Regions from separate parts of the Homo sapiens genome. Here region 2 is linked to region 1. The links are chromatin loops, found by intact Hi-C in ENCODE. Cell type or tissue: CD4-positive, alpha-beta T cell. All regions are shown on one strand. Each heading gives the region's core, and the rest is flanking DNA. Links, peaks and the distances in the headings are about the cores only.

Evidence for each region. Peaks named below come from ENCODE experiments on the same cell type or tissue, not always from the same donor. Only the 100,000 strongest peaks of a DNase experiment are listed, where the experiment ranks them.
Region 2: a loop joins it to region 1, with 2.6 times the contacts of the local background. A loop is called at or near these places in 5 of 110 quality-filtered maps.

The regions. Positions count from the first base shown.
Region 1 is chr15:100,229,945-100,235,315 of GRCh38, forward strand. The region is part of intron 7 of ADAMTS17 (ADAM metallopeptidase with thrombospondin type 1 motif 17); the gene reads right to left. Among named protein-coding and RNA genes, the nearest start is that of ADAMTS17, 110 kb to the right of the region's middle. In CD4-positive, alpha-beta T cell, for the core only: no CTCF peak of the experiment used is centred there; no DNase peak of the experiment used is centred there.
Region 2 is chr15:100,328,088-100,333,458 of GRCh38, forward strand. It overlaps ADAMTS17 (ADAM metallopeptidase with thrombospondin type 1 motif 17), which reads right to left. Exons shown (of 22, transcript NM_139057.4): 3 at 2,802-2,967. Among named protein-coding and RNA genes, the nearest start is that of ADAMTS17, 11 kb to the right of the region's middle. In CD4-positive, alpha-beta T cell, for the core only: no CTCF peak of the experiment used is centred there; a DNase peak (open chromatin) is centred at 2,734; H3K4me3 peaks cover 933 bases; H3K27ac peaks cover 826 bases.

The sequences.
Region 1 (5,371 bases), core at 186-5,185:
CCTGCCTGTGTTGGCCTCCCTCACAGCTAAGGAGGATGCACCCACAGCACATCAACTAGCTCCAACTCACTCTGCCCCCACTGCCAACCACCCATCCCATGCTGAAGTCCTAGAAGTTTCCTGGCCAAGCTGCACGAGCATAACCAACACCGGGCACTTAAACATAACCAGGGGCATATTAACTGAGAAGACAACTCAGAATAAGTGGTTTTCTCAGTTAAACTTTCTCCGCAGTTTGGGCTTGCAGAAGAGCACAAACACGTCACGAATGACACCCGCGGTGCACGAAAGCCACACTTGCAGACCCCTATCTTTGTGGTACCTTCAAAGAGAACTCCACATTCTACAGAGCGTCCAGTGGGTCTCCACATCAGATGCGCATCCAGGGCTGAGGGCAGGCTAGATAGTAACAGATTCCTGTGTATAACTCTTTCCAGATGCTGGCTGGTACAGAGTTGGAGGAGAAGTCATCCATGCCATAGACACACGAGCTAATTCCAAACCTCACAGCAGGGAGGGATCTGAGGCCAGCAATGGTGCAAGGAGAGCAAGGGGTGGAGGAAACGGGGTTAGACTGGGATGGTCTGCAAATTGCAATGGCATCATAGCCGAAAAGTTCCTGAAAAGTCTAATTGTCCTGAGGCATCTTCATAACAGCTATCTCAGGCCTGACCACTGGGTTGAGATGGGAGTGACTGGCATTTAACACTTTTTTCGGGTTTGATCACTCAGCAAAAGCTTAGGAAGTATTGCATTTTGAATGAAAGCATTTATTGTTTAAATGAAGGCACCAATAGTGGGTAACGACAATGCTTGGAAGAAACAAAATTATAAAAATGAATTTAAACACACACACACCTAGCTTCGGAAACATGTCCACTGTTGATACCAAACACCTCCTGAAACAGGTGTTGGGACTGCCTGGGGACCCAATTAGGAAGCCATCACTCTGTCTCCCAGCAGCCAGGGGACAAGAACAGCCCACGGGGGGAGGAGACAGAGGGATTAGCAATAAAGCAAGGTATGTCTTGGAAGGCAGCCACCCTTTCCACCTGGTGCTGAGAACTCTGTTGGCACCAAAAGGAATTGTGAAGTTGGCAACCCCATCAGAACACAGAGAGAGCGCCTGCACATCCTGGGAGGAAGATAATCCAAAGCAGTCTTTAAAATAAATACTTCCATCAGGGAATTTAAGTACTTTGTATCTAGCAATGGTGTGCCTCATTATTTTCAGGACCGTGTTATGTTATGGCCTACGTTGCTTCAAATTCTGAACTCATGCCATTTGTCAAAGACAATAAAATACCAAAGGCACAACTACTTATCAGATAATCCAGTGGAAATTTTAATTGAGGCTTCAGTGTTAATTCCTCTTGGCAATGACCCCTATGTCTAACTCTCTGGCTAATTCTCATTTCATTAAAGACAATTCCCAGTGTGCATAAGCTTCTTATTTCATAAACCAGCCACTGGAATCCACAGGGGATAACTGCCTTCCCACAGGAACATCAGCACCTCCCATTCGCTGGCCTGACAGGGACCATGAATGAGGAAGAAAAGAATCCTGGCCAGTTACTGATGGTGATCTGTTTCCTTCTCCACTGACCGCCTGTAATCAAATCCTTTTTCTAAGTGTTACAGAAGCTGATCAGACTTGGGATAAAAAGGCCTTCTCCCAAGCTGATGTCACACAATGTGTAATTTCCTGGTGTGTCCAAGGGTTCTCAGGGCAGGAGTGAGTTTGGAATCACCTACTTGGCTGGTCAGGTGCCGGTTTTTCTTGAACTCACTCAGTCTTGTCCAAAAGGGTCTCAATGGTCTGTTGCCTCCTTCTGAGCTTTGGGTATGCATTTTCTGGCCTCAGATTCGCCCCTGATTGTATTAGGTCATCTTACCGTCATCCTCAGGAGAAGCGAATAATGTGTAGTAATTCCTCATCCTTTTTCTTCCTTTTGAGCCCAATTTAGGCTGAGCACAGACATAGAATAAATCTTGGCATCGTCCTTAGTCTCCACATCTAATTCCTGAACCTTCATTTTACTTGTGAATTATACTTACTCTAGAACTCAACAGAGTAACAAAAATGAATCACGGCGACCTTGCCCCCACTTGAATTGTCTTAGTGTCAAGACCTGTTTTCCCTCAGCTGAAGTAATAAAGAAATTGACACTTCCAATGAGATAGGCAGAAAAATTGGGTTGGGTTGGGGATACCTGGCCAGAGGCAGCTCTAGATTTCATTACAAGGCTCAGAATGGAGAACTTTCCTCACCAGAACTAGGCTAACCCTGGCCTAGCAGCGGAAGCCAATCCACCCGGGCAGGACACCTGCCTGCAGCATGGAGCCAGGGTGGGAGGTGGGCTTCCCCCTGCCAGCACCTCCCCAACTCCTCTCCTTCCCCTCAAGGCAGATGTGAGGTTCAAGTCCCGGGTATCGACCCATCATCCCTGGGCTCTGAAAGCCTGATGGAGATGAAAATAGTGCCAGACATGGAATGAACACTTGGTGTTCCCAGACTCACATCAAGTCATGCAGAGAGGTGACACATCCTCCCAGTAAACCCACCTTCTTCTTAACATGAAACACGCTGGTGGGACGTAGATGCCCAATCGGCTATTCCCTTCCCCTCCTTTTGATGGCAACGAAGGTCTCACGCTGGGCAGCCACAAAGGGCTCTGGCGGTAAGTGCAGGACACCAAGTCACCAGAACTGAAGTCTTCCTGTGTCAGTGGACAAGTTATGTGACCCCACCAAGCCTGTTTCCTGAATAGCAGGAGTGACTTGGCCATTTGGCCCATGCGGGACACCCTGCCCAGGCCCTCCTCTCACTGCCTCCTCACAGTTCTTCACACTGACACCATGGAATTTGCGTCTTCAGGTCTCGGTTGGAGGCGGCGCAGATCGATTCCACTGCAGCAGGTCTCACAGGCAGAGGCCATCTCACACTCCACCCCAGAGGAGGGACGCCGTGAATCTCCAAGGTCCACTGCCCCATGTCAGTTTTTAAAGGGAGAGTATTGAGGTATTCAGTAAATATGGGTTGAATCTGAGGTTCCTCTACCTACTGCACAGATAAAAAAGGGTGTTAAATGGTACAGAAGAGGCCAGGCGCGGTGGCTCACGCCTATAATCCTAGCACTTTGGGAGGCTAAGGATGGTGGATCACCTGAGGTCAGGAGCTCCAGACTAGTCTGTCCAACATGGTGAAATCCCGTCTCTACTAAAAAGACAAAAAATGAGTCGGGCGTGGGGACGGACGCCTGTAACCCCAGGTACTCAGGATGCTGAGGCAGGAGAATCGCTTGAACCCAGGAGGCAGAGGTTGCAGTGAGCCAAGATTGCGCTATGGCACTCCAGCCTGGGCAACAAGAGTGAAACTCCATCTCAAAAAAAAAAAAAATACAGAAGATTAACTCACTGAAAAGTCATATAAGTCGCCGTTTTTTAAGATGGTCAACAGGAGTCACAAACGGAACTGGAAATTCCCTAGCACTGTGTCCTGAGTCCTTCATCTCTCCAAATACCATTACAGGGCAGATGGGCAAGTTTTATTAGCTCGAAAAATATGTTTAAATGTTTTGATTAGTGAAATCAGTTGTATTAATAAAACTCATTGCATCTCTCATGTGCAGTCGATGGGAACACAGTGGGGGCGTGAAGATGCTGGGTCTGTGTTCCCATCACACAGGCAAAGGACAGAGAAACACGCAATGTCCAGCAATAACTGAAAACTAAATGGAGAGGCCGCTTCTGTCTCTCTGAGGAGATGCTCTTGAACAGAGACCTAACGGTGGGAAGAGAGCGAGTTATGGAGATGTCAGGGGGAGAGTGTGCCGGGCCCAGGAAGATTATGGGTGCCAAGCTGGAGATGGAGGCGAGCCTGGCAAGGGAAGGAGGAGGCTGAGGCAGAGGTGGCTTCCCGGGAGTGAGCACCAGGAAGAGAGGTTGGCAGGAGAACCCTGGGCCACATGTCCTGGGCGCCCTACTGTTCTGTCAGTTCTATCTTAAGTGTCTTCAGAAGCTGTTAGAAGATTCTGAGCAGGGAACCCACAGGATCTGGTTTGGGGCTTAAAAGTAACCCTCTGCCTGTCATGTAAGAAAAAACTGTTGAAGAGGAAGCTCCGTGGCAGGGAGGAGACCCAGCAGGCAAGGGCAGCACAGGCCTGGACCGTGGGAGGAATGGCCGGTGTGGTTCAAAGAGGTCTGATCGGGAATATATTTTGAAGGTGGAGTGGACAGGCATTGCAGATGGATTAGAAGTGTGTATCGGGCACCTTCAGAAACAAAGACAGTACAACAGCCAGTCGACTACTAGAAAGAGCTAATAAAACTCGCAGCCACCGTTTTCCACGAGGCAGACAGGCACTGTGCCAAATGCTTTACGTTCGTTCCACATTTGATCCCCAGGACACCGCCTGGCATATGGTAGTCCAGTCCTGATGCTACCAGTAAGGAAGATGAAGGATACGGGCCCACAGTCATGTACTGGGAAGGAGCAGAGCCAGCTGCCTCTTCAAGCCCCTTCTTGCACTCTGTGACCTGTCTCATTGGCCCCATCCATAATCCCTGCTTTTCCAATTCCCTCCAACTTTCCCACACAGGGTGCGCAAAGCTGGGTTTGGGGGAAAACGACTCCTTGGTCCAACACGTGACTGTCTTATTGCTTCCTCTTCTAGGATGAAAACCTCCTGGGGTTTCCACTTTATCTCAAAACATATGTTTACCTTGGCATTCGCAGCTCTGTGGCAGAGGAAACGCTGCAACCAGCCCGTAAGGCAGCCCCAGGGACTCCCCGACCACTCCTCTGACTGCTGCCTCTCCGGGAAACCTTCCATTCCATCAGCAGCTGAGCCAGGGTGGAAAGGAAGGGGCCATCCCAGCTTCTCCCAAGGCGCCCCCTCCACAGCCTATGCACAGCTGTTTTGTCCTGTTTGATTTTGTAACCACGGGGTAGAGGAGACAATAGAAAATATCTGGAATATTGTGCAACCAAACAAGAGAAAGGCAGTGGGAACATGAGGGAAGAGGCATGAATAAGCTGAATTGGCTTAAGAAGAAAAACAAGGTAATTATGTTCACGGAATAAAACCCCAGAATGCCACTGGAAGAGGGAAAATAGTGCTGGGCCATGACTCCTGCCTCAGCGATTCGAGAACAGGAAGGCAGACGCGGGCCCACGATGAGATAGGATGCAGGAGGTGCTCGGGGAGAAACGGAAGGGAGAAATGGCCTTTATCAGAAGCCTCTTCTGTCAGCAGTGGTGTGACCAGGATTCCATGTGCTAGAAAAGCCATGCGTCATGCTTGTTCTAGGAAGAATGTCAGTAGGGCTGGTGGCAGGCAAGGGCCTGTGCAGTGCTGGCCCCCTGGTT
Region 2 (5,371 bases), core at 208-5,207, 98 kb after region 1:
TCACCAACAGGGCACGAAACCTATGGCTGCCATGTTCAGCCAGGAAGAGCATGTTCCCATGGGAAAGCTTGGATTAATCTGATTAATCTTTCTAGGAAAGATTAGGAAACTTCTAGGAAACTTAAAGAATGTACTTTGCAGATGTCCCAGTAAATTAATTTTCCCGATTTCTAAACTCCTGATGTTTGAAAGCTAATCCAAACTAGATAGGGCCTAACTGACTGCTCATTAGCTCAGCCTATTAAAAGGCCCATTGTCATTCTCAGGACAGCCACATTTACTGAATATTTCATGCAATGCAAGAAGGACCAGAAGCAAAATATGTAACTCTCCTCTGTGTCTGTGTTCCTGACTAGTGCAGAGCCTGAGTCTGGCACAACCTTAAATCCGCACATTACTCCCGCACCAAAAAGCAAGCTGATGCAAGGTTTGAGAGCAGGGAAGGAGAGATTGTATTTTTAAGCAAGTTCAGAAATTTCTCCCTACAGTCTTGCGTGGCTGCTCTTGTTTTAACTTGTTCCATCACACCCACCCCACCCTGATTTTGTTAATTTTATTTCCTCATTAAAGGCTAAACAGTCTATCAAAAGAATGCCTCAAAACTCTCCTTAGGGACAAAAATGCAAACACAAGCACCATTTATCATGTCAGTGATCCTCAGTATCACACCACTAAAGGGGATGGAAGGCGGCCATTAGACAAACATCCCATTATCTCATCTACAAGCACGCTGAGTTCTGACCATGGACTAGAGTCTGATGAACGGTGGCGTGAGCAGAGAGAACAGTGAGAAGAAGACACATCTGTCCTTTGTTTCGTTGCATGGCCCTGCTTGAAGGTGCTCAAATGGGAAAATCCACTCCCGATGGCCCACAGGTGCTATTCCTCAGGTTTAACAGTCCTTAGCGATGTGGTTTTCAACACCAGCTGAACATCAGAACCACCTGGGAGTCTTTACTTTGCCAGATGTCCCCAGGATGTCTAATTAAAGTGGTTCTCTGTGGGTGGGACCCAGGCGTGAGTAGCTGTTAAAGCTTCCCAGGTGATGCTAAGGTACAGCCAGGACTGAGAACCACTGCCGTAGAGAAATCCCTCTGCCTCTGTGCCGGTACGTCAAGACAGAACTAGGTAGGGTCAGGGGCTCAGGTTAAAAATAGCACACTGCAGGGGGCCAGGCATAGTGGCTCATGCCTATAATCCCAGGACTTTGGCAGGCCAAGGCGAGAGGATCACTTGAGCCCAGGGGTTCAAGACCAGCCTGGGCAACACAGTGAAACCCATCTCTACCAAAACAAAAATTAGCCAGGTGTGGTGGTGCACGCCTGTGGTCCCAGCTACTCAGGAGCGAGGATCACCTGAGCGCAGGAGGTCAAGGCTGTGGCAAGCCATGATCACACCACTGCACTCCAGCCTGGGTGACAGAGTGAGATCGTGTCTCCAAAAAAAAAAAAAAAGCCATACTGACATCAAATCCACACACAACCAACTGTCAGACCAAAGACCCTGTTTCCTATTAAAAGGTATTTTTTAGGTGCTAGTAATTGTACGGGGTCTTCCTCACTTTTGTAAGGAGGCAGAAAGAACAGAAAAACCCTAATGTCTCCATTTGAGACTCAAAGCTCTCTTGAGGTTTCAGAGATGCCCTCTATCCAGCACAATCACCTCTAATACTCACCTTGCCCACACAGACTAGGCTAAGGAGAAAGTCAATGTACTGCCATCCAGTCCACACACAGCAGCTGAGCTCAACTGCAAAACTTGTTTACAAATAACAAGGTAATTCTAAAGCAGTCACATAATTTATTCCCAATGTCACCGGGATACTAAACCAAGACACATTGTTTCCAATGTCACCAGAATACTAAACCAAGACACACTGCATTTTCATACAAAGATAAGTCTTTAAACTACAGAAGCACAACCCCCAGAAGTCAGCAGTGGGGTCCCACGATCTCCTGGGAGGAAATGCCACCTGTGCTCCAACTTCATCTGGGGACATTTGTAGCCCCATGAAATGTCCTTAAACAGGTGACAGGTCATCCACATTAGGGTTGTTCAAAGAGAGACCCAGAGTATAAGAGCCCCAGGTTCTCCCCCCACACTGCATCTTAAAATCACTTTTAAAAACCCTGGCACCCAAATCATACCCCAGACTAAAACAGATCAGGATGTTGGGGGACAGGCCAGTGCATGGCAAGTTTTAAAGCAGTGGTTCTCACACTTTAGCACGTATCTAAATCCCCTGGAGGACCCGTGAAACTACAGATGACTGGACCCTCCCCCAGGGTTTCTGATTCACAGCTCTGGCCTGAAAATGTGCATGTCTAACAAGTTCCCACGTGATGCTGATGCTGCTGGCCCGGGGGCCACACTGTAAGAATCGAGAATCGAATCACAGCTTCAGAGGCGCCCCAGGTGGCTTTAGTTACTGCGGCCAGAACTCGGGAGCACTGTATTATTAAGAGTGAGCTCCTGGCCAGGGCACCAGGAGGAGGGAATTCTTATCCAAGCTCGGCTACAAGGTTTTTTGGACCTCAACTTGCTCTTGATATATAAAATTGAGGGACTGCATGAAAGAGATCCTAGGTTCCTTGCAGAAACAAAACGATGACTTTTTCAAAGGACTGCCGACACTAAGACACATAGAAAGGAAAAGGAAGTGGTCTCAGGGCAATAAAACAGCTTTTGAAATATAGGGGAAGGTAAGTTCTCACTCATGTGGCTTCAGTGCACTTGGAGACACACAAAGGATGTGGGCTGTGCGTGTGTTCTAAGCTGGTCATGCTGCTGCCCCGACTCACCTGTTAGAACCTTGCAGAGCTGCTCAGGTCTCTGGGCCTCAGCAGAAGGGCTGGGGGTCAAGGACCATTTGCGCCTGATCAGATGTTCTCGTCCACTGAATGGGCCCTGGGAGTTGTTGAGGGGCTGGATTAGCACCTGCTCCTGCCCAAGCTGAATGAGGCCAACCTGTCCAGAAAGGAGAAGGAAACGCGATGTCGGTCATCCTCACTCACACACGCCCATGGCCCCCCGGAGGGGCAGGCAAGACCACCTTGCTGTGATTTGGTTTTCCAGGTCTGGGCTCGTTTCTTTGCAGATTGGTCAGATTTACCTGAGCCCAAGAGTGAGCTTGTGTGTGACTTACAAACATACCACAGAGCAGCTGCGTTGGGGGTAGGGGTACAGAGACAGATACAACAGCATCCATTTTCCATGTTGGCTTTCAGAGAAGATGAACTACTTCATTATCAAATTTTTAATTTTAAAATTATTTTTTAAGTTACTTCAAAAATCATCCCCCCAAAAGTCCACCTGGGAGGCAACACTGAAATTGTTGGGAATGACATTTGTATCCCTAATGGAAAAATGTATCTTATCCCTGGGTATATTAAGAGTAACATTAGTATTGTTTTGACAGCATCAAAACAATTTGCCCTCCTTCAGCAGGCACCTGCTGCTAGTTTCCCTTCTTATGCAGAGTCAAAATGGTAAATCTCTCAAGGAAATCGAACCCAGGCAGGGCCAGGGGAGGACCTGGTTTGAACACTGATCGATGCAGTCAACATCCCCTTCTCCTGGGAACAATCCCGAACTGCCTTTGATCGCAGATTCAGGAGATCTGGCGGATGAGTCTCAGGGGGCCATGGCATCCTTTCTTGTCTCCCTCTTCCACCCTCACTTTTCAAAAGCCATGACACACTACACCCCTGGTTCTCAAAGCCTAGCGTGTGCCCAAATCACCTGGAGGTCCTGCTGGAGCCCAAGAATGTGCATTTCTAAGAAGTTTCCATGTAATACAGGGACCACACTTGGAGAAACAGCACTCCCCACCACACGCAGAGCTAACTCCAGTCTCAAGTATAAAACTCACTTAAGCCAAATGAGATAGACCCCAGCTCTACGTTCTGAAAGGATGCACCAGTACCAAGATTCCTGGAAAGTAAATCAGATCAACTAATAAGATCGCCTACAATCTTGCGTCCCCAAGATACAGGGTGAGGCCATACTTACCGCTCTAAGCATATTTCAAGGTTTCCATTTCATTAGAACTTTTGCCAAGAAAAACTCAAAGATTTTACTGCCCAAATAAAACTGTCTCAAAGTGGCACTGCATGACCTGCAGGAGAGCACAGCTTTCCTCCCTCTCCTTCAAAGTGAAAACTTGAGTTTGTTCACTAGGAAACTTTGGGGAAACTGAAGAAATGGAAGACGGTGGCCACAGTGGGATCTGCAGAGCTCCATCACAGCTGTGCGCGATGCGGCCTCGGTGCAGAACACCCGAAAACTGCCGCAGTCAAGAAAGAGTGGGCAGGGTACGGCACAGTGCCTGGGATGGAGCCCCGCGTGGGAGGACCCCCCACCTGCTCCCCAGAGGATACGCTTCACTCTAATGAGGGGCTGCACTCATTTGGAAACACCCTGGCTGTGGGTCAAAGCCCCCCCAGGATCTAGCACTTTCAAAGCTAGTTATTATTCGTTCAGTCTAGAGTTTGCATTCACAAACCCCGGCATAAAAAGCAGTCAGCTGTTAGTTCTAAGCTGATACAAATTTTTAAAGACAGGGAGATCTCACCTTGGTGAGAAATCCTACACATACACACTCATATACACATGCAAAGCATCACTTAGCACCTTAGGGAAGGTTTTTCTTTACAATTCTCAGGGCCCCCATGTGCTGGTTTCTATAAACTTAAGGAAGAAAACAGCAATGCTGGGGAAAGATGGATGAATGGACTAGTGGGTACTCGCCCCGGCAGCCACTTGCCCTCTTGGGCCCCGACCTCGAACAGGGATGTGGCCAGGCTAGCACCAGGAAGGAGGGGTTGTACAGGGCCCTCACCCTGGGAACCTGCGTGAGGAAGGGCCCTGCCTCCTCCTCCCTCACTGTCTCACTGTCCCCAGGTTCCTTCAAGCCTAACACTGCCATTGTCAGCATGCCACCAGTGGTCAAACGTCCTGTTGAGAAGTGCCACCTATGCATTACACACAGTCTCACCCCAAATACCCACCAGCCTTCCTTCTCTCTCCCTGACCTCTCTTCCCTAAATAAACCCCCTTCCCCGCAGCCCCCTGCACTCTTACATTCCAGCCCACTACCCCATGTTATAGGACCTTTTCACGACCTAACGGTTTGTTCCACTGAGGCAAGATCAGAATTATTCCTCCTGTTTTTGCCAATGTCTGCCACATAACAGTTACTCAGAAAGAAAAAATTCGACTGAAAATGCAGTTACGTGCACAGACTGCCTGCAGCCCCCTGGCTCAGGGCTTCTCATCCCCGGCTACCTATTGTTATGATCTGGGGAGCTTCGAAAACTCCTGATGCCTCAGCCCCTACTCCAGGCCAAGTGAATCGGAATCTCTGGGGTGG